Regions from separate parts of the Homo sapiens genome. Here all the other regions are linked to region 2. Evidence: chromatin contacts called from ENCODE Hi-C or POLR2A ChIA-PET data. All regions are on one chromosome and are shown on one strand. The core of a region is the stretch at or near the end of the contact, and the rest is flanking DNA. Distances in the headings are between cores, read along the strand shown.

Evidence for each region. Hi-C counts contacts between places; a loop is a spot of excess contacts on that map. ChIA-PET counts read pairs that join two places held with the same protein, here RNA polymerase II (POLR2A). Pooled maps may share reads with other maps.
Region 1: a map of CD8-positive, alpha-beta T cell shows a loop between it and region 2 (6-fold over the local background). The contact joins the promoter of DCAF17 here to the promoter of SP3 in region 2. A Hi-C loop is called at or near these places in 1 of 168 maps with a recorded cell type or tissue (CD8-positive, alpha-beta T cell), 1 of 37 single-sample maps with no recorded cell type and 9 of 50 pooled maps. POLR2A ChIA-PET finds 5 or more read pairs at or near these places in 1 of 52 experiments (activated B cell).
Region 3: a loop to region 2 is called in a pooled map, with 5 times the contacts of the local background. The contact joins the promoter of SLC25A12 here to the promoter of SP3 in region 2. A Hi-C loop is called at or near these places in 6 of 50 pooled maps. POLR2A ChIA-PET finds 5 or more read pairs at or near these places in 2 of 52 experiments (K562 and activated naive CD4-positive, alpha-beta T cell).
Region 4: a loop to region 2 is called in a map of CD8-positive, alpha-beta T cell, with 6 times the contacts of the local background. The contact joins the promoter of LNPK here to the promoter of SP3 in region 2. A Hi-C loop is called at or near these places in 3 of 168 maps with a recorded cell type or tissue (CD4-positive, alpha-beta memory T cell, CD8-positive, alpha-beta T cell and naive thymus-derived CD4-positive, alpha-beta T cell) and 7 of 50 pooled maps. POLR2A ChIA-PET finds 5 or more read pairs at or near these places in 1 of 52 experiments (T-cell).
Region 5: a map of B cell shows a loop between it and region 2 (19-fold over the local background). The contact joins the promoter of HAT1 here to the promoter of SP3 in region 2. A Hi-C loop is called at or near these places in 3 of 168 maps with a recorded cell type or tissue (B cell, CD8-positive, alpha-beta T cell and naive thymus-derived CD4-positive, alpha-beta T cell) and 9 of 50 pooled maps. POLR2A ChIA-PET finds 5 or more read pairs at or near these places in 1 of 52 experiments (HepG2).

What each region holds. Positions count from the first base shown.
Region 1 is chr2:171,431,975-171,435,769 of GRCh38, forward strand. It overlaps DCAF17 (DDB1 and CUL4 associated factor 17), which reads left to right and starts at 2,252. Exons shown (of 14, transcript NM_025000.4): 1 at 2,252-2,729; 2 at 3,109-3,212. The coding sequence starts at 2,604. It overlaps METTL8 (methyltransferase 8, tRNA N3-cytidine), which reads right to left and starts at 2,016. Exons shown (of 10, transcript NM_001321154.2): 1 at 1,909-2,016. RefSeq lists enhancers at 1,250-1,419, 1,397-1,957, 1,630-1,699, 2,519-3,078 and a silencer at 2,010-2,919.
Region 2 is chr2:173,963,544-173,967,325 of GRCh38, forward strand. SP3 (Sp3 transcription factor) reads right to left here and starts at 1,830. Exons shown (of 7, transcript NM_003111.5): 1 at 1,622-1,830; 2 at 862-1,010; 3 at 218-340. The coding sequence starts at 1,628. RefSeq lists enhancers at 1-344, 345-1,167 and silencers at 28-277, 408-897, 1,228-1,507, 2,008-2,077.
Region 3 is chr2:171,892,039-171,895,717 of GRCh38, forward strand. SLC25A12 (solute carrier family 25 member 12) reads right to left here and starts at 2,206. Exons shown (of 18, transcript NM_003705.5): 1 at 2,165-2,206; 2 at 1,167-1,220. The coding sequence starts at 2,176. RefSeq lists enhancers at 1,852-2,418, 2,419-2,985 and a silencer at 2,129-2,448.
Region 4 is chr2:176,000,990-176,004,274 of GRCh38, forward strand. LNPK (lunapark, ER junction formation factor) reads right to left here and starts at 1,278. Exons shown (of 13, transcript NM_030650.3): 1 at 1,171-1,278. RefSeq lists an enhancer at 1,472-1,691.
Region 5 is chr2:171,920,953-171,924,609 of GRCh38, forward strand. It overlaps HAT1 (histone acetyltransferase 1), which reads left to right and starts at 1,509. Exons shown (of 11, transcript NM_003642.4): 1 at 1,509-1,555. The coding sequence starts at 1,549. It overlaps LOC105373740 (a long non-coding RNA gene), which reads right to left and starts at 1,437. Exons shown (of 3, transcript XR_923579.2): 1 at 1,087-1,437; 2 at 128-279. RefSeq lists enhancers at 945-1,593, 1,734-1,783.

The sequences.
Region 1 (3,795 bases), core at 1,002-3,501, 2.5 Mb before region 2:
ACGGAGCCAGCTCCTGTGCCGGCACTTGGAGCAACCAGCTGGATACCACACAACTCTGCACTCACCAGCTCAGACACCCTCTCCTGCCAGGGGCTGAGCCCACAGTCAGGTGGCCACAGGATCCACACCTGCGTGCAAGCCAGGAGTGGCCCAGTGGGCCAGTTGTGCAGGGCACCTCCTGTGGCAAGCCCAGCCCGAGCAAGGCCTGGGTAGGTCTCCAGCTGCGGAGGTCTCCAGTGGCAAAGCAACGTCAAAAAAAAAAAATCCTGTGTCACAAGTAAGGCAGAAATTAAGAGACTACTTAATAATGTGATAAAAAATGGTGAGGCCCTAAATTACTTAGGTGAAATGAAGATGAGATGGATAAGAGTCTAAAGGACTTGGTTGTGGGTGAGGAACAGCAAGGCATCCAGGATGACTCTCCCTTGGTGACGACTTGGTGGTGAAATAAAGGCCACAAGAAAGAAGACAAACAAGTGGGGGCAAAGAGGAAAGAGAAATGAGAGAGTTGATGAATTCAATTCAGAAATGATTTGAATTTCATTTAAGCCAAAGAAAACCCAGTTATCTTTTCTGGGTTCCAGTTTTCTCAGTGACAGCTGCATTCATGAATTACCAAATTAACTATTGTAGCACTCTCTAAAAATATACAAAGCACTCTACCGTATGCTGTAAATAAGTCATGAAAAATCAGCAAAAGCTCGAGCCCTGAAGGAAATTCAGCAGGGTTAAAAAGAGATATGGCCAATGTTTACTAAACACTTAAACTGTGACCCAACACACTCACCCAGTACTGTAAGTACTCACTTAATGTCATCAACAGATTTTTGGAAACTGACTGTAAGCAAAATGACATATAACAAAACCATTTTTACCATAGGCCAATTGATATAAACAAAAGTTAAGTTCCTATAACATATTTCTGGTCACAAAAACATCACCAAACTCCTAAATACAAACCAAAACACTTCTAATATTAAACATTGAAATAAATGGGAGCTATACATACATTTAAGGAAGATTAATAAAAACAAGTAAGATAGTTATTTACCTAATTATTCCAGTTCAGGGTCGAGGGTGGCTGAAGCCTATCCCCTCAGCTCAGGGTGCAAGGTGGGAACCAACCCTTGGACACGACGACATTCCATCGCAGGGAGCACTCACACTCACACTCAGACAGGAAACACAGACAAGGCCAATTCATCCAGCCTGCACTGAGATGTGGGAGGCAGTACCCTGGGGTACCTGGTGAAAACCCATGCAGACGTGGGGAGAAGGGGCAAGATCCACACAAACAGTAGCCCCGGTAGGAAATTATTATTTTTTCTCATCAAGTTATACAAAATGACACTGAACGAAAAAATGCGATTCAAGGACCTGCTGTACTGTACTTTTTGCTCTGCCAGTCAGGTGCGATCGCTGGCTTTCTTTGAGCACCTATGAACAAGAGGTAGCATGCCCAAGTCCACGTGGGAGATACAGCGGCCCCACCCTTAAGGGACTTAGAGCATGGCGGTGGGACACATGTGGTGCAAGCTTGCTGAAAGTTTAGTGTGCTGGGAACTTTGAACATACAGGCAGGGCTAGTTAACAAAGTATATCTTTTACTTAGAGACATCGACGAGGAATATCTTAGGCCGTCCAATAAGAATGTAAGCATTTCATATTTTATTCCCTATAAAGAAAAAAGAATGGAGGCGAGAGGAAATGAAATGAAGCAATTATCGCAAAACCAGTCAGTGTCCCCGCAGGCCACCCAAGGACAAGCCTCCGGGAAAGAGTAACTCAATCCCAGTTTGGAGGGTGAAACTAAGAGTGAATGGGAAGCCAGCATCTTCCTAATACAAAAGCACAGTTTACCGTCCCCCTCAGCCAACATGCGGCTGAAGGGAAAGCCGCGGGGCGTACCTTTAGCACGGGACGCTGCTTTGGGGGGATCGCCCTCGACACAGCGCCCCTCCCGGCACCTGGCCAGAACCTCCCAGGGCGAAGGTCGGGGCCGAGAAGCTTGTGAGTACCGGGGCAGTGAGGGAGGGATCCCTAAGTGCAGGGCGCACACACGGGGCGGAGACCTGGAGGCGGCAGCACCGCGCCCCCAGGGCTCTGCCCAGCTAGCCACTCGCAGCACAGAGAAGCGCGCCCGCAAGACAGCGCAGCCTCCGCGGGCCGGAGGAGGCGGGGCCGCGGCAGGCAGAGGCAGGGCCGGGCAAGCCCTCGCTCCCCGCCGCCTGACGGGAATTGTAGTTCCTGGGAGAAGCCGGGCTGCCTCACGAGGCACTAGGAACTACATTTCCCGGTGAGAGAGCGGCTCCGGCCGGCCGCGCGGTACCGGAGCGTCGCACTGTCAGCGGCCAGAGAGCCTGGGGCAGATCGAAAAGGGAGTGCTTCTTCCCTTCTCTCCGCGCTCTGGCGGTGCAAGCGGCTCTGCTTTCCCTCGCCCCGCCGTCGGGTGCTCCCTGCCCGCCTCCCCGTGTCAGCTTTCCCTGGGCCCCGCCGGGAAAGTCTGGGCCTCGAAATTCGAAGGCAGCGGCGGCTGCCCAGCACGGGAGTGTGGGGCGCGCCACTCGGCGGCCCAGCCTACCCAGGGCCCGGCCCGCGCCTCCATGGGCCCGACCCGGAAGCCCAACGTGTGCAGCCGGCTGAGTCGCCGGGCGCTGGGCTGCTTCTCGCGCGACGCAGGCGTGGTGCAGAGGACCAACCTGGGCATCCTGCGGGCGCTGGTGTGCCAGGTGACCGCCAGCCGGCCGGGGCGGGACGGAGGGCCGCGGGCGCGCGGCGGCCGAGCCTCCTGCGGGGATGCGGTTTTAACGCGCTGGGGCCTCCCTTTATAGGGTCACATGTGATGGGGAGGAGGATACAAGCCCGGAATCTGGGATAGGTGGTAATAGGGCCACCAGCTGCTTTTAGTTTTACGCTTCTTATGTCTTACCTGGAAACAATTATTCTAAAAGTTGGTCACCTCATTAAGCCAAAACATGAGGGCAGAGTGGAGGAAGGATGCAAAAAGTTTTAAAATAATATAGGTGACATTATGTTGCTTTGAAAATTTAAAATCTAACTTAAAGCCTAAGAGTTCTTTCCTGAACGGAAATTCTTTATGTCTTTTAGGAAAGTACTAAATTTAAGAATGTCTGGACAACTCATTCCAGGTCACCTATAGCCTATGAGAGAGGAAGAATATATTTTGACAATTATCGGCGCTGTGTCAGCAGGTAACTTTTTATTGATAATTTTGCTGTAATTCACCTCACTGTTGATCTTAACTATAATTTGTATAGAACCACATGCCTACATTAGTGCCTAGTGAAATAGAATGAAAAAAATGGGTCCGAAATAAGACTAGGCAGTAAAAAATGCATGTAATTTTAAAATCTTGTTAAATCTAAAGTTGCAGGTGTCATTTTTGTAAATACCAACTTAAAGCAAAACTACAGTGCAGGCAAAACCACAGATTGTTCAGAGTACTGTTTAGTGTTTAGTCTACTTATACCACAGTCAAGAAATCCAGTTGCCAATCAAATAATTAGATGCTGCTTTGGAGAATTGATGGATTGTGTTTTGGAAGTACTTGCCTTTTTTTTTTTTTTTTAGAGAAATTTTTTCAAACAAAAGCCTAGTATTTAGAGATCCAAAATGTTTAACAGTCAGCCTCATCCACAACTGTCCAACATGAGGGGGGAAGGAAAGCCACAATGCATCCCCATATACTCATTACCCAGATTCAAAAACTATCAAGATTTGCCACATTTGCTTTATCTAACCCACTTTTCCTTTTGCATGACCTCTTTTAAAGCA
Region 2 (3,782 bases), core at 580-3,079:
TTGCGCGAGGTGCTGCAGTGACAATTTCGAGAAAGCCTGGGCTGGCTTCAGATCCAAACCGGGATGCGAAAGAGCAGGAAAGGGCGCCCTGGAGCCCAGCGGCCCGTGCGGGTCGGGGGAAGCGCGGGCGCCGGGGAGGCCTTTTGGGCAGGCGCGCCACGGGTCCGGGATGGCGGGCGCCCGGCCTCGGCGGGGGCGGGCCGCGCGCGGGACTTACCGCTCCGGCGGCGGCGGGGGCCCCGGCTGCGGCGGCCGCCTCCTCCTCGTCGTCGCCCGGCGATGGCGGCCCTATCTTGCTGCAGGTAGCGGCCAGCAGAGCGAGCGGTGACGGCTGAGTGTCCTACCCCCAATGGGCGGGTTCAGAGAGGGAGACAGGGGGAGGGGGTGGCGGTTAGGGTCGGGCCGCCTTTCGCACAGGAAGTACGACTCGGTCCCCGCCGACTGCGCCCGGGCAAGCGCCAGCCCGCGCTCTCCTCCTCCTCCTCCTCCTCCTCCTGGTCCCGCCGCCAGCCCACGCCTGGCGTCCCCCGCTCCAAGCACCCCGGCTCCCCGGTCCGCGGGCAGGCGGGCGGCGGGCTGCGCGCCGGGCCTCCGCCTTCCGCCCGGAACCCACCCCCGGGAGGGCACGCTGGGGCCCACACTCACACGCGCACAAAAAGGCGGCAGGCGGGCGAGGCGGGGCGGCGCGGGCGGGGTCGGAGCGTTGGCGCCTCGGGCGGGCAGCTCCCGGGGCGGGGGGAGGGGAGTGGAGGGGAGGGGAGAGACGAGGAGGGAGGGGTGAGGCGAGGAGGGAGGGGAGAGGCGAGGGGAGGAGAAAGCGGCGCGAGGGGGGAGCCGGGCCGGGGTTCAGCCGCTCCTCACCTGGGCCGCCGCTGCCGCCGCCACCGCACCGTTTCCGTGCTGTTGCTGCTGCTGCAGATACTCGCCGTGGCCGCCGCCGCCGCCACCGCCGCCGCCGCTATCCACGTCCAAGGCAGCCATTTCCTCTTGTTTCACGGGCTTTTCGGGAGCTGCAGGCACAGCGCGGGGGGGTGGGGGTGGGGAGGAAGGCGGGTGGCGGAGAGGGAGGGGGCCCGCGGGCCGAAGCGAAATTACTCCCAAAGCCCGGACCCAGGCCCCTTCCCCTCCCCCACCCGCCCCCCGGCGGCGGCGGCGGCGGCGGCTCCCTCCTCCCCTCCTGCTGCTGCCCCCGCCCGCCGCTGCCTGTAACCCTCCTCCTCCTCCTCTTTCCCTCCTCCTCCTCCTCCCCGCGCTGCCCCTGCCCCCTCTCCTCTCCTCCCCTTTCCCTTCGCGCCGCTCGCTCTCACTCGCGCTCGCTCCTCTCGCACCGTCAGTCACTCACACACGCCCGCCCGCGCCCGCACACAGGGGGATGCGCTCCCGGCGGACCGGGCCGCCCGCCCCGGGGCCTGGCGGGGAGACGGCGTTGCTGGGGCTTCGGGGGTGGACGGTGGCTGGCGGGGAGGGGAGGGAGGCGCAGGGGAGTGCAGCTTTCTGCCTCTCACAGACACTCGGTCGCACACACGGGGCCGAGACCGGCGGCAGCGGCCCCGGGCTGGCTGTGGTCGGCGGCAGCGGCGGCGGCGGCAGCAGCAAGGGTTGCTCTCTCGGCTTTACGTACCGGTCATAGTGTGTTTAGGGCACCTCAGGCGGGGCTCCCCGCCGCCTTACACATGGTGAGGAGCGAAGGCGGCGGCGGCGGGAGAGGATGCGGGAAGCGGCGGCGGACACGGCCGGAGCGGTCCGGGGATTTTTTTTTCCTATTTTGATTGACTGTGCGGGAAACACAAAAGGTGGAGCCTCCAGCCCAAAAGGGGGGAAGAGGGTGACAGCCCGCCCGGAACTCCCGCCCCTCTTCTTGGCTCTCATTCGCCGCCGTGCTCTTTGTCGGCTGTGCTCATTGGTCCAGGCGCCTGTCCGTCGGTCTGCCAGGCGGCGCGCTTCCTGTTTGCCCCCGGGTGGAAGGGGAGAGACAATGAGCGGCCGTGGCAGCGTAGGTTTTCGAGAGCGGCTACGGCTCGCCGGTTACCCCGCTGTGCCCGCCTCCCTCGCCGGCTGCCGCTGCCAGGCCCGAGGCGCAGGCCTCCTCCACCTTGCAGGCGCTCGGAGCAGGCCTAGCCAAGCTGTAGGGGAGCTGAGCTGGGGAGGAAATTCGTCCCCGGTGACTCCTGCTCCACTGGACGCTTCCTCCATCCCGGCAGCAGTCTTGGCCGGATCTCCCCAGGGCCTCGCGCTCTTGGAGCCGCCGCTTCCCTGCGCTGCCAGGAGGCCACCGCTGCTCAGCCCCGGGGCTGCTGCTGCGGCCGCTGCCGCTACTGAGCAAACCAGACCCGCCCCACGAGCCCGGGGGGAGGGAGCTGGTATTAGGGGAGACACCCCCTCCGAGGCTGGAGGAGGATTTTTCTCTCTCACATCCAGCTTCCTGATTCAGTCACAGCCATCTCGCTCCCAGCCCCCTTAGCCCCAGTTTTCCAACCGGTCTCCCACTTTCACGTACCCTGAAGGCAGGCATTTAAAGCAAAAAAGAAATCTCAAGTCACCTCACATACGGAAGGAGAGTTTTAATTTTGGCCAGTGGCACCAAAACGGGCACTTAAAAGTATATTTCATTTTACTTGTGGTATGTGTATGTATTCAGTGGGGCAGAATTCTGTGTTTTAAAAAATCGGTCACATAACCATTTTGCTGCACAAACGTATTATTCCCGGCCTCTTTATCCTCTTGGTACCAAGTCAGATATCTCCTGAAATAAGCCCATCAACCACTGCCAACGTTTTTTAAAGTCGTGAACCGGTGAACTACCTTTTTTCCCCCATTGGAACATTTTTGTTGTATTTTAAAATCTTGTTTCTCTTACTGGATTAGGTTAACACTCCTTCCTTCTTTGGCATCCTTGGTATCTTGCTGTCATCCTGGGGGAAAATGCTCAGGTTTTAAGTGTGTGTTTTGCCAACTAAGAGACATCTCTCCCTGTTACCTTCAAGTATAGTTGCCAAGAAAGAAGTTAAATTCAAGAGGTGGAAACACTGTCCACAATACCTGTTTTTTAGAAATCTGGCTCAAGATTCAGTTTTCCCATTACTGTGATTATTATATTTTGTGTGATATGTGATGTGCTGGTGGATGAGGTTGTGAAGTCCAAGCACTTTAACCAGATTTTGTGTGTCCTAACTTAATAGGTAATCCATTTGTGAGATACTGAGTTTACATCCCAGTTCCAAAGCACTTAACCGCCTATGCTGACAGGATCAGAAACATTGTATGGTTACTTTGCTCTTAATTGTACAAAGATCAAATTTCCAGGGAATTAACCTAAAAACCACAAACATGCGGAAACGAGACTCAAAATTCTGAGTCCAAGAATAGGGTTCATCTCTTCTAATAGTCCTTGTAGTCTCATATTTAAGTGGAAAAGTCACTTTCAAAGTTGAGTCGTATAACCTATGTACTATTTTACAACAAAAACTTTTAAGGAAATAAAAGTCACAAAATAACCTGATTTGGGGTGGGGAAAATGGAAAAAGAGATGGGTGCCTTGAAGAGCGGGACAGGTGAAAATAAGTGGACTGGGAGGGAGGAAGGGAAGTCACTATTATCACTCTGTTCCTACCCGGATCTCTTGGGTGGAAGGTAGCTCTTTCCCTAGAAAGGATATTTCAGGCATTTTCAGTTTTGTTTTGTTTTTTTTTTCAGGAGTGGGGATATGTTCTACGCTATCGCCATACCCTTTTTGCAAAGTGTTAGTCCAGCCACCTTGAGAGCAAAGTACTTGGCCACAGGAG
Region 3 (3,679 bases), core at 956-3,455, 2.1 Mb before region 2:
TAGACTTTTGGAATGGGAAGGAACCTTGGAGATCACCTCTCATTTCACAGAGGAAAATAATACACAGCAGGGACCTGCCCAAGGTCAAAGTGTCTTCATAAGAACCCAGGTCCAGAATAGAAAGTTCTCAAAAGATTTCAGAGAGAAATGCAATATTTGGTGAAACACCTTAGCTTGCCTCCCTTTACATCTACTTTTTTTTTTTTTTGAGACAGTGTCTCTCTGTCCCCAGGCTGGAGTGCAGTGGCACGATCTCGACTCACTGCAAGCTCCGCTTCCCGGGTTAACGCCATTCTCCTGCCTCAGCCTCCCGAGTAGCTGGGACTACAGGCGCCCACCACCACGCCCGGCTAATTTTTTGTATTTTTAGTAGAGACGGGGTTTCACCGTGTTAGCCAGGATGGTCTCGATCTCCTGACCTCATGGTCCACCCGCCTCGGCCTCCCAAAATACTGGAATTACAGGCGTGAGCCACCGCGCCCGGCCTACATCTACTTCTTAAGTACAATTTCCTGCATAGGAAACTTTTGAAATTTAAGAAAAGAAAGCAAAACAAAAAACTAAGCCAACCTTTTTTTTTTCTTTTTTCTTTTCTTTTTAAGTCTACAGCCAAGTCACTGATTCTAAAAGCTTAGAAGTTAAGGTAGACCATTGCAAGAATCTTAAGAGGTAACATTTTGGGGTAAAATCCCCAAGGCTTAAGGATACAATGTAAGTAAGACACACAAATTAAGAATAGCTATAATATTCTTATCTCTGTAACAAATTACATGGAGGATAGCTCATAAGTAGGAAAACTTTGTAAACATGCAACTTTCAAGGAAGAGAATTTTAGTCATCATACCTATTAACTATACAAGAATGCCAATACATTTTGAAATTTTATCTTGGTCTCTGTGCTTAAGCTGGAAATTTTTTTTCAAAATATATATCTTAAGTCATGTAAAAAAAAAAGCAGTAACTTGAGGAAAACCTTTTATCGACCCTTAATTAAAAGAAGGCCTTAAATCAAACCTTATTAAGAGAAGTATAAGCTATATTGTCCGGTCATGTTTGAAAGAATACATGAAAACTGAACATTCCTCAAAGTTAAGGCATGAATAGGACTAAGGACATGTACGTTTTTTGTTTTTGCAATGAAAGGCACACTATGCAAGCCAATTTACCTGTAGAAATATGTTTCTTAACTCATGAGGATCCCCTCGCTTAGTTGTCTGCACCTGTAAGCAAAAAAGAAAAAAAAGCCAGTTAATGCTTCACTAGAGACCACACAATCTCTTCAGATTAGAGGTCACATGGCTAACAATCAATGCTCCTATCTTTTATCATTTAGTTTAAAACAAACTAAAAGCCCTAATTGCTGATAAGAACTGTCAAACTGGATAACTGTGACTAGAGGGCAGAAAAACAGGTGCGAATAGCCTAAGATACAGCAAAGCTATCGGACAGTGCTTCCTCTGGACTGGAAAGGGAAGGCAATGAGGATCTTTTACTTTATTCCACATCTACTAGCAACACAGTAGTAACCACCCACCTTCAAATCAAGAAGCTAACAAGAGTAGATCAACAGGAAAGTTAAATCACCCAAATTAATCACTTGGCCTAGCAGCCTTTCTCCATAAAAAGCAAACCCAACATGTAATTATCTCCGCGTCCCTCTCCCCATCCAACCTAAAATATGAGAGCTGCCACAAATACAAATACTTTCCATACCCTGCAATCTGCAACGCAAAAGCCAACCACTGCCCTCGGCCTTATTGAGGCCCCAAATTACTCAATACTTACTCCCTCCCCCACCGCAATTCACTGATACCCTAGGTATCCCCAGCTTTACTTGCCACTTCCTCCCACACCCTTTCTGATGCCCTCCAACTCCGGACTCACAATCCCATGCACCTAGGACAGGACATTACTCTTCCTTCACTGACCCGTGTTACCGTACAAGCCCCTTCAACTCACAATCCCTCCTCCTTCCCCTCCCCCAGCCGGGCATCCCCTCCTCCGGTCCAAGCCCCGCACAGCTCTCCCCGCAGCAAGCCGGAGCCCCAGGACAAGCTATCTAAGACCTAGACAATGAATAAAATGGGAAGCAGTGGGGGGCTGCAGGCAGGGCGCTCGGAATGTCTCTTATGCAATAAAAGCAGCAGCAGAGAGTTGGAGTCACCTTGACCGCCATGCTGTGCTCGGAAGCCGGGGACGAGCGAGTGAGCGAGCAGGGCCGAGCTGTCAGGGCGCGCGCGCGCCGTCTTCCCGGCCGCGCCCGCCCTCCCTCTCGCCGGCGCCGCGCGCGTCCCTATGCAAATGAACTCGGGGCGCGCCGCGTGCGGAAAGGGGCCCGGCGTCCCGGCCAGAAAGGCAGCTGGTCCAGGGCCGGCCGGCCGGGCGGAGGAGGGGGACGCGCCTCCCACGGGGAAAACAAGCGCGACCCATGGGATCCCGACGCGCCGCGTGGTTGCCACAGCTAGGTCGCCGCCAGGAAAGCCCCAGGTTTCCTAAGGCCTCTTAGTGGGTGTGGCTTTGGGCACCGACCAGCCAAAGTCGTTTTCCCCGAGGCTTAAAGGAACATTTGGGGCCTATACTGAGCAAGGTTCCGACGGATCAAAGAGCACTTCCCATTAATAACAATGAATTAATGACAACTGATGGCAAATACCGACAAAACAAGATTGGGAACCACTCACTCTAGGGAAAACCTACGTAAACATAATTTGAGAAATATGCTCCTAAATTGGCATGGGACGAATACGCTGAATTTATTTTTGCTTTGCGTGCTATTACAACGGTTTATTAGTAGACTCGCTCCACTTTCCTAATCACCCAAATCCTGTGTGCAATGAGAAAAAAAACTCTATGTGTCTTTGACAGGGCTGGCAATGAATCGCTTGCCCATACATGAACAGAAAGTAATTCTCCATTCGATTTCTAGCCCTACCTAAGAAGTAGAAGAAGCAGTAACTCTATCTTGAACCAAAACAATGTTTCTAAACCCGTCTTGCCAATATCACTGTATTAGGCTACATATTGATTCAAACATGTATGGGCATCCATTATATGCCTGACATGGTCCTGCTTGTAAAAAACGCAAATAACCTATAGCCCCCACCCTCTAGGGGCTTACAGATGGTCAATGCTTCTCCACAACCCCAATCACATGTGTATTGTGTGTATGTGTGTCTGTGTGTGTGTGTGTTGAGACTGAGTCTCGCTCTGTCGCCCAGGCTGGAGTGCAGTGGCACCATCTTGACTCACTGCAACGTCCACCTCCCAGGTTCAAGAGATTCTCTTGCCTTGGCCTCCCGAGTAGCTGGGATTACAGGCACCCGCCGCAATGCCCAGTTAATTTTTTGTATTTTTAGTAGAGACAGGGTTTCACTATGTTGGCCAGGTTTGTCTCAAACTTCTGACCTCTGGTGATCCGCCCACCTCGGCTTCCCAAAGTGCTGGGATTACAGGCGTGAGCCACCGCGCCCGACCCTGTGTATGTTTTCATTTTTAATTTTTTGAGACGGAGTCTCGCTCTATCGCCCAGGCTGGAGTGCAGTGGCGCCATCTTGGCTCACTGCAACCTCTGCCTCCTGGGTTCAAGCAATTCTCCTGCCTCAGCCTCCCAAGTAGCTGGGATTACAGGTGCACGCCACCATGCCTGGCTAATTTTGTATTTTTAGTAGCTATGGGGTTT
Region 4 (3,285 bases), core at 28-2,527, 2.0 Mb after region 2:
TATATTTTTAATAGCCATATAACTTCTCCTTTTCTTGTATTTTCTTGTTTATATAACATATAAACACTATATAAGTTTACTAACATCATTACTGAGCTGATCTCAATAGATAACAGACAACCTTAAAATTCTAATTTAAACGCACCACTCCTGTTTAAGAAAATGTGTTAAAAGTCAACTTGGTCTTCTGGGGGCTGCTGAGGAAAAGAAATGAGCATTCCCTGCCAGTTTGAACATATTCCTGAAACCAAGCTTACTCACACCCACCAAACCGCTGTTGAATAGAGTCAATTTTGTCAATGCTGACACCCAGGCCATAAAGAAAGGAGGAAACAGTAGACACCGAGCAACACACACCGGAGGCCAACTGGGAAAAGCAGAACACGGAAAACTCAGTGATTCACGGGTCTTGCTTAGTACTGTGAAAGCACCATCAGCAAAGCTGAGTTGACCAATTTCAACTCTTTCTCAATCCGTAAACTATGAACTGACGGAATTTAGATTTGTTTTTCTCCTCCTACCACGCCTCTGATACAATGCACCTTCGCCCTTCCCCTCCACCCCACAGCCCACCATCCCTGAAATAAGGACAATGGTTGGAGAGTCTCTTCTCTAAGTAGCACGTACTCCACGCCCACACGCTAGAGCCCGGCAGCATGACACTGACAGTTTTCAGTCCCTTCTGGTCTTTCTAACTCTTGGAGCCTCCGCACAACTCAGAAAGAGAAGCGGAGAGAACGCTCAAAGCGGACAGCTGAGCGTAGGAAATGCTAGTTTGGGACCTTCTGACCTCTTTGCCCCACCTGTGTCGAGATAAGCTCGACACAAGTGGGCCAAAGAGCTGGGGCTCAAGCCAGTCACCACCCGGAATCTCCTAGAACCGAGCTGGAGAAACTACCAGCCCTAGAGGGGAAACAAGGGTTTCAAGACTCCAGCGCCACCACTGCCAGTGTGCTGGGAAATCCAGGGAACAAGGCGGCGAGCCTGGGTCTGCGCGGACCACCGCGCAGCCTGACTAGCAGCCGCCGCAGAGCTCTAGGCCACTTGGCAGGAGGCGGGGGCACCAAGGAGAGGCAAGCGGGGAACCCGCAGCTTATTTCCCAGGGGCACAGCTCAGCATGCCTCCCCGCTGCAGAGCCCTCCCAACTGCCCTCGCCTTGAGCGTTCTACCTGCAAGAAGCGGGCGCAGCCCGGCCCGGGCGTCCACCCCCGCCAGTCTCGGCCGCCACCGCCCAGCCTGCCTCCAGAGCAGGCAGCAGCCGCCACTGACAGAGAGACAAGCCGGGCCAACTCCTTCCCATGAAACCCCGCGCTCCAGCCGCTCGCCAATTGGCGCCGCGGTCGGCGCGCGCCGCTCCCCCGTCACGTGACCGTACCCTGGGCGGGTAGTTGTTGGGGCGGGTCGGCCGGGAGGTTAGGATCTTGTGTTTGTGGCCTCCGCAGCCAGCTTAGGCTGCTCGGTGTCGTGTCGCAGTTATGTACTGCCATTTATTATGACTCTTAGAATATAGTTATTTCTTACTCTTCCGCTGCCTCCTTTGCTTTTAAAGCCTGTTCTGCCAAGTCTCGCTGGAGAAGGAAACCCCTGAAACTGGTCCTGGTGGTCTCAGACCGCCGCGCGAGCGAAGAGTGGGGAGGACAAAGGTTGGGGAGTTGAGAAGGATGGAGATGGGTGCATCTGGAAGGGAGTCCGTCCTGAGGAGTCCCCCATCAGCTGTCAGCCAGCCAGCAGCAAAGCAAATTAAGACTACACAGCTCCGAAGAAGCCAGTTCCCAACCAAGCCAGTGGAGAAAAGTCAGCCCGGTCCCCAGGAGTGCTTGAGGCTCTGTCACTCTTGGACGTCAAAAAGGGTCATTTGATGACTGGACGCTTACCTCACCGGTGTGAGGTAAGCTTCAAACGCCGTATCATGTTGCTTTAAAACCTGCGGGTAACAGCATAAGCTGAGTTTTCTATCTTAGAACTCTTAACCCCAAGAACACTCTTCACAGGCCCTGATAGGTGGACCCACAAAAAAACCACTCAGGCTATATTTGACTCGGATTTGAAACGCTGCCGAAACGGTATTAAGTGTCCTCCTCAACTGGAAAAGACAAATAACAAATGATGCCTGAATGAGAAAAAGACTAGACGTGCACACAGTAATGTGTGAGCAGGGAAACTTCAGCGAAGGTTTTTATCATGCTTTACCCCTTTTACATGCTTTACCCCATGTGCAAACATTTTTCATGGGTTTTTTTCTATTTTTTATTTATTTTTATTCTATTTTTTTATTTATACACAAAAAAGTTTCAATGATTTTTTAAAGAGTAATAGTTTTAATATGTTACATTTAAACTTTGACGATGCAAACAGGTTGTCAAGAGAAGCAACTGAGCATTGTTTGGTTGGTAAGAAAATTTATTATACTAGAAGCTACCGCATAATTCACTGTGCAATTTGCTTGCCCTAATTGCCTAAATATTTAGTTACAGTTCTGTACACTTGCAAGGATGAGGGGAAGGGAACTGAAGTTTAGCGTGTCACTGTGGATCAGGCACTTTCCAAATGTAGAAGAAAATGAACAGAAACATTTCACCTGTTTTGATGTGGAAATTTAACCGTTTTGTTTTTCAACCTTTGCTGTTGCAAAGTATTAAAGTCCTGTGCAGTTTTGCAAATATATCTCACCGCAGAAAGATCTCCTTTCCTAAGAAGACTGGGAAGAACGGCTTTCCACTTGCCAGTAATGTGTCCTCTGGTTTCAATTGAGCCATCAGTGTCTGTACTCCAGCCTGGGCTACCAAGCGATACCCCACCTCTGAAAAAAGGGTAGCAAGGGGACAGAGAAGAGCTGTCTGGATACACGAGATTCCAAAAACCTAATCCTGAGATAAAATTCCCTAGGGAATTGCTCTACCGAGAGTAGAGATTTGACCTGGAAAGAGAAGGGAGAGAAGTATTTAATCATTAACTCTTTTAATCCTCCCAACAACCTTTTTAGTATCATTTTTCAAATGAGGAAACTGAAATGTAGAAAGATTATGTACACTGTTGAAGGTAACACTAAGCCACTGCCTCCTTCATATCAAGAATAGTTGTTCATCGAGCAAATAAAGTGAGGGAAAGACATTACAAGCAGAGAAATCAACATACACACTATTGTGGCTGGACTTCAGGCTACAGGGTGGTTCCAAATATTTATTGACAAGGCCCTGTGTTACGTGCTGAGGATACAGAGATAAATAAACCAGCTGTCCTAAAGCCGCTGACACTAGTGAGAGAAACCTTAAAAAAAATACAAT
Region 5 (3,657 bases), core at 259-2,758, 2.0 Mb before region 2:
CGGGAGGCGGAGGCTGTGGTGAGCTGAGATTGTGCCATTGCACTCCAGCCTGGGCAACAAGAGTGAAACTCCGTCTAAAAAAAAAAAAAAAAAAAAGAAAGAAAAAGGATCTGGGCATTCTCAGTACCTTTTCTGATCTTTATCTTCAGGAAAGCCATCTCTATATAGTTGAGCAAATAAATACTGGGCTGAGTATCTGATGAACTGCACTCTGCATAGGTTGCATACTGAGAATGAACTTGGGCAGTTTATCTTTTCTGGGCTTTGGTTTCCTCATCTCTAAAATGAGAGGGCGTGTTAGTTCTAGACCATCATCCCAAGGGTCCATTTTAGCTTTAGCGTGCATCACTGTAAAACCTGTTAACAAATATTTGTTGAGATAAGGAATTCTGGTGTATAGCCAACATTGTGGGAATATTTGTGGATACCTAAATAGTGGTTTATCCTCTGGGGAAAGCAGTTCCTACAGCTACTAAATACTAACAAGGCCTATGGCTAAAATCAGGTAGCACCTTGTGATGTAATTCAAACCACTAGGACATGTGGCATGCAAGACTACATCAGGCTACTTGAGGTATTTATTAGGTAACAATTTTTTTTTTTTTTTGAGACGGAGTCTCACTCTGTTGCCCAGGCTGGAGTGTAGTGGCGCAATCTCGGCTCACTGCAACTTTCGCCTCCAGGGTTCAAGCGATTCTCCTGCCTCAGCCTCCCGAGTAGCTGGGATTACAGGCGCCTGCCACCATGCCTGGCTAATTTTTGTATTTTTAGTAGAGACGGGGTTTCACTATGTTGGCTACACTGGTCTCGAACTCCTGAGCTCAGGCAATCTACCCGCCTCGGCCTCCCAAAGTGCTGGGATTATAGGCGTGAGCCACCGCGCCCGGCCTAGGTAACGATTTTTGCGCGCTAAACGGTTCTTAGTAACCTGCAGAGTGAAAGCAGAGTACCTAAATATCATACTGTATACGTTAAAAACAGGGGAGAAAGGAAAAAAGGTGTTAAAGTTTACAGCAAAATGAGAAACAAATGAGGAAAACAAGTGAAAGCTTCTCCCGCAACTGAAACTCAACCTCTACATTTTACCTAGGTAAAATGGTAAAATTGCCCACAGGGCTCAGGTGTTTGGATGCACTGTCCAGGCCAAGAGGAAAGATTTTCAGCCAGTCTCCAAAACATCTCAGGGACGGGTATGGAAAACAGGCGTAAAGTGTCTGTATTGATCAAATCAACCCCAGAGAAACTTTCCTAGGGCCAGAGAGCATCTCAACCGCGAAAGTCCGTTTGCGGCCTCCTTCTCCACTTCAGGCCTGCAAAGCGGCTGACGGCATTCGCAGTGGCTAGGCAACGGCCCGCGCAGACTTCTCGGCGTTAGCCCCGCCTCTTGAGGCGCTTCCGCCGCCGGGCTCCTGGACACGCCTCCTTTAATTGGCTAACGTCACGCTGGGAGTGGGCGGGGAAAATATGTCAGACTGTGCGGTCACTTCCGGCCCGGGAGCGCGCGGGTTGATTCGTCCTTCCTCAGCCGCGGGTGATCGTAGCTCGGAAATGGCGGGTAAGTTACCGGGAAAAGTTTACCAAGGGGAGGAGGCGGCCAGATCGGGGATAGAACGCCGAGACGGTGGTGACAATGCCCGCCTAGAACTTTCGGGCTGTAGCCTGGGTTCCAGAAGGCCTGCTTGGGACCGGAAGCGCGGAACTCTCAGCCCAGCAGCTCCTTGTTGGCGGCGGTCCGCGCCCCCGCCCCCAACTGCTTGGGGTTCTGCGCCTTCTGCCAGCAATCCGGCCCCTACCGAGGGCCGAAGACGCCAGGGAAAAGCGTCATGATTTGGGCTCGTAAAATGCCACATGCCTTGGGGCCTGTTTCTCTTCCCATTCCTTTTGTCCACTGCTGCTTGCTTCAGCTCTTGTACATCTGGTCCTGTTCCCGCCAGCTGATTTTAATGCTCAGATCCTCCTCCTCTTCCAGGTCTCCGTCTACCTTCCACTACAGTCAACTTCTGAGCTAGCGCATTGCTGCCTTGCCCTGCTCTGGCGCTCCCACTTGGATCTCGACTGACTTCGTAGTCGTCTCGTTAATCTGTCACACTTTAGTATTCCGAGGATCGTATTTAGATGCCCTTTGAGAAAGACTTTGTTCCTGAACTGCTCCCTTCTCTTTTAGGGTTGGACTACTATAATACAATTCTCTTGTGTACATTCTAGAGACCCTTCAAGTTACAACATTTAATAATGTATAATTGCTATTACTTTGTACGTGTATTAAGGCTGTTTTGGTGTGATTATTTTTTTCGATTACTTATCTTTTGAAGTTATGGACAGTTTCTTTTTCCTGAGACAGGGTCTCTCTGTCGCCCAGGCTGGAGTGCAGCGATCATAGTTCCGGGCAGCTTCCAACTCCTCGTAGGCTCAAGCGATCCTCTTGCCTCAGCCTCCCGAGTAGCTAGGACTACAGGCATGCGCCACAACATTCGGCTAAAAAAAAACAATTTTTTTTAACCTTTTAGAGACAGAGTCTGGCTGTATTGCCTCAGGCCGGTCTGGAACTCTTGGCCTCAAGCCATCCTCTCGCCTCAGCTTCCCAAAGTGTTGGAATGACAGGATTGAGCCACTTCGCTGGCCTTTGTTGCTTTTATCATCTCTTTACAGGGCATTCCTCATAGTCTCTCTACATTAACCATTCCATTTTTATGAATATGTGGGATAGACAAGCTGTTGTGTGAGCTCTACAGATGTTTAAAGAAGGACTTTTCTACCAGATGGAGATTGTAGGATCTTGAAGTACCACAGAAGAGGGAGGACGTACTCTAAGAATTACATCTAAATTCGAATTTTGGGCCCATCATTTAGTAGTTGGATGCCCTTCAACTAAACCTCTTTCTAAGCCTGAACTTTTGAATGTAAAATGGGGTTGATGTAATACCTACTTATAGAATTGTGCAGATTGAGCTAATATATGATTTCACAGGTTAAATTTTGTTGCTTACATTCCTCGAAGTAAATTCTGTAATCTCGGTTCTGTAGATTAGGGTCAGAGGGGTTAAGTAATGTGCTCTAGTTCCCTGAGCTTACTAGCTCAGTAAGTGTGTGAAATAGTCAGAATCCAGGAATTCTCACTCCAGACTATTAATCTGTACTGCTTCAAGTCTTTCCCATTTTCTGTGTGTGTGTTTTAACCCCTTTTTGAAGTTTATAGCACATCATTGTACCCCTTTTTATTTTTTGCTTATGGCTTTTTTCTGTCTGAATTTTTACTGATTTTTTTTTTTTTTGGAGACTGAGTCTCGCTCTGTCACCAGGCTGGAGTGCAGTGGCGCGATCTCGGCAACCTTTGCCTTCTGGATTCAAGCAATTCTGCCTCAGCCTCCGGAGTAGCTAGGACTACAGTCACGCGCCACCACGTCCAGCTAATTTTTGTATTTTTAGTGGAGATGGGGTTTCACCATGTTGGCCAGGATGATATCCGTCTCGACCTCGCGATCCCCCTGCCTCGGCCTCCCAAAGTGCTGAAATTACAGGCGTGAGCCACCGCGCCCAGCCCATTTTTACTAATCATATGCCCATTTTGTCAGGAGATTTGTTATCTTGAAAGTTTCTCTTGATAGTGATATCTTCCAATGTTATTTATTATGTATATTATTGAGTAGCCACTATGTA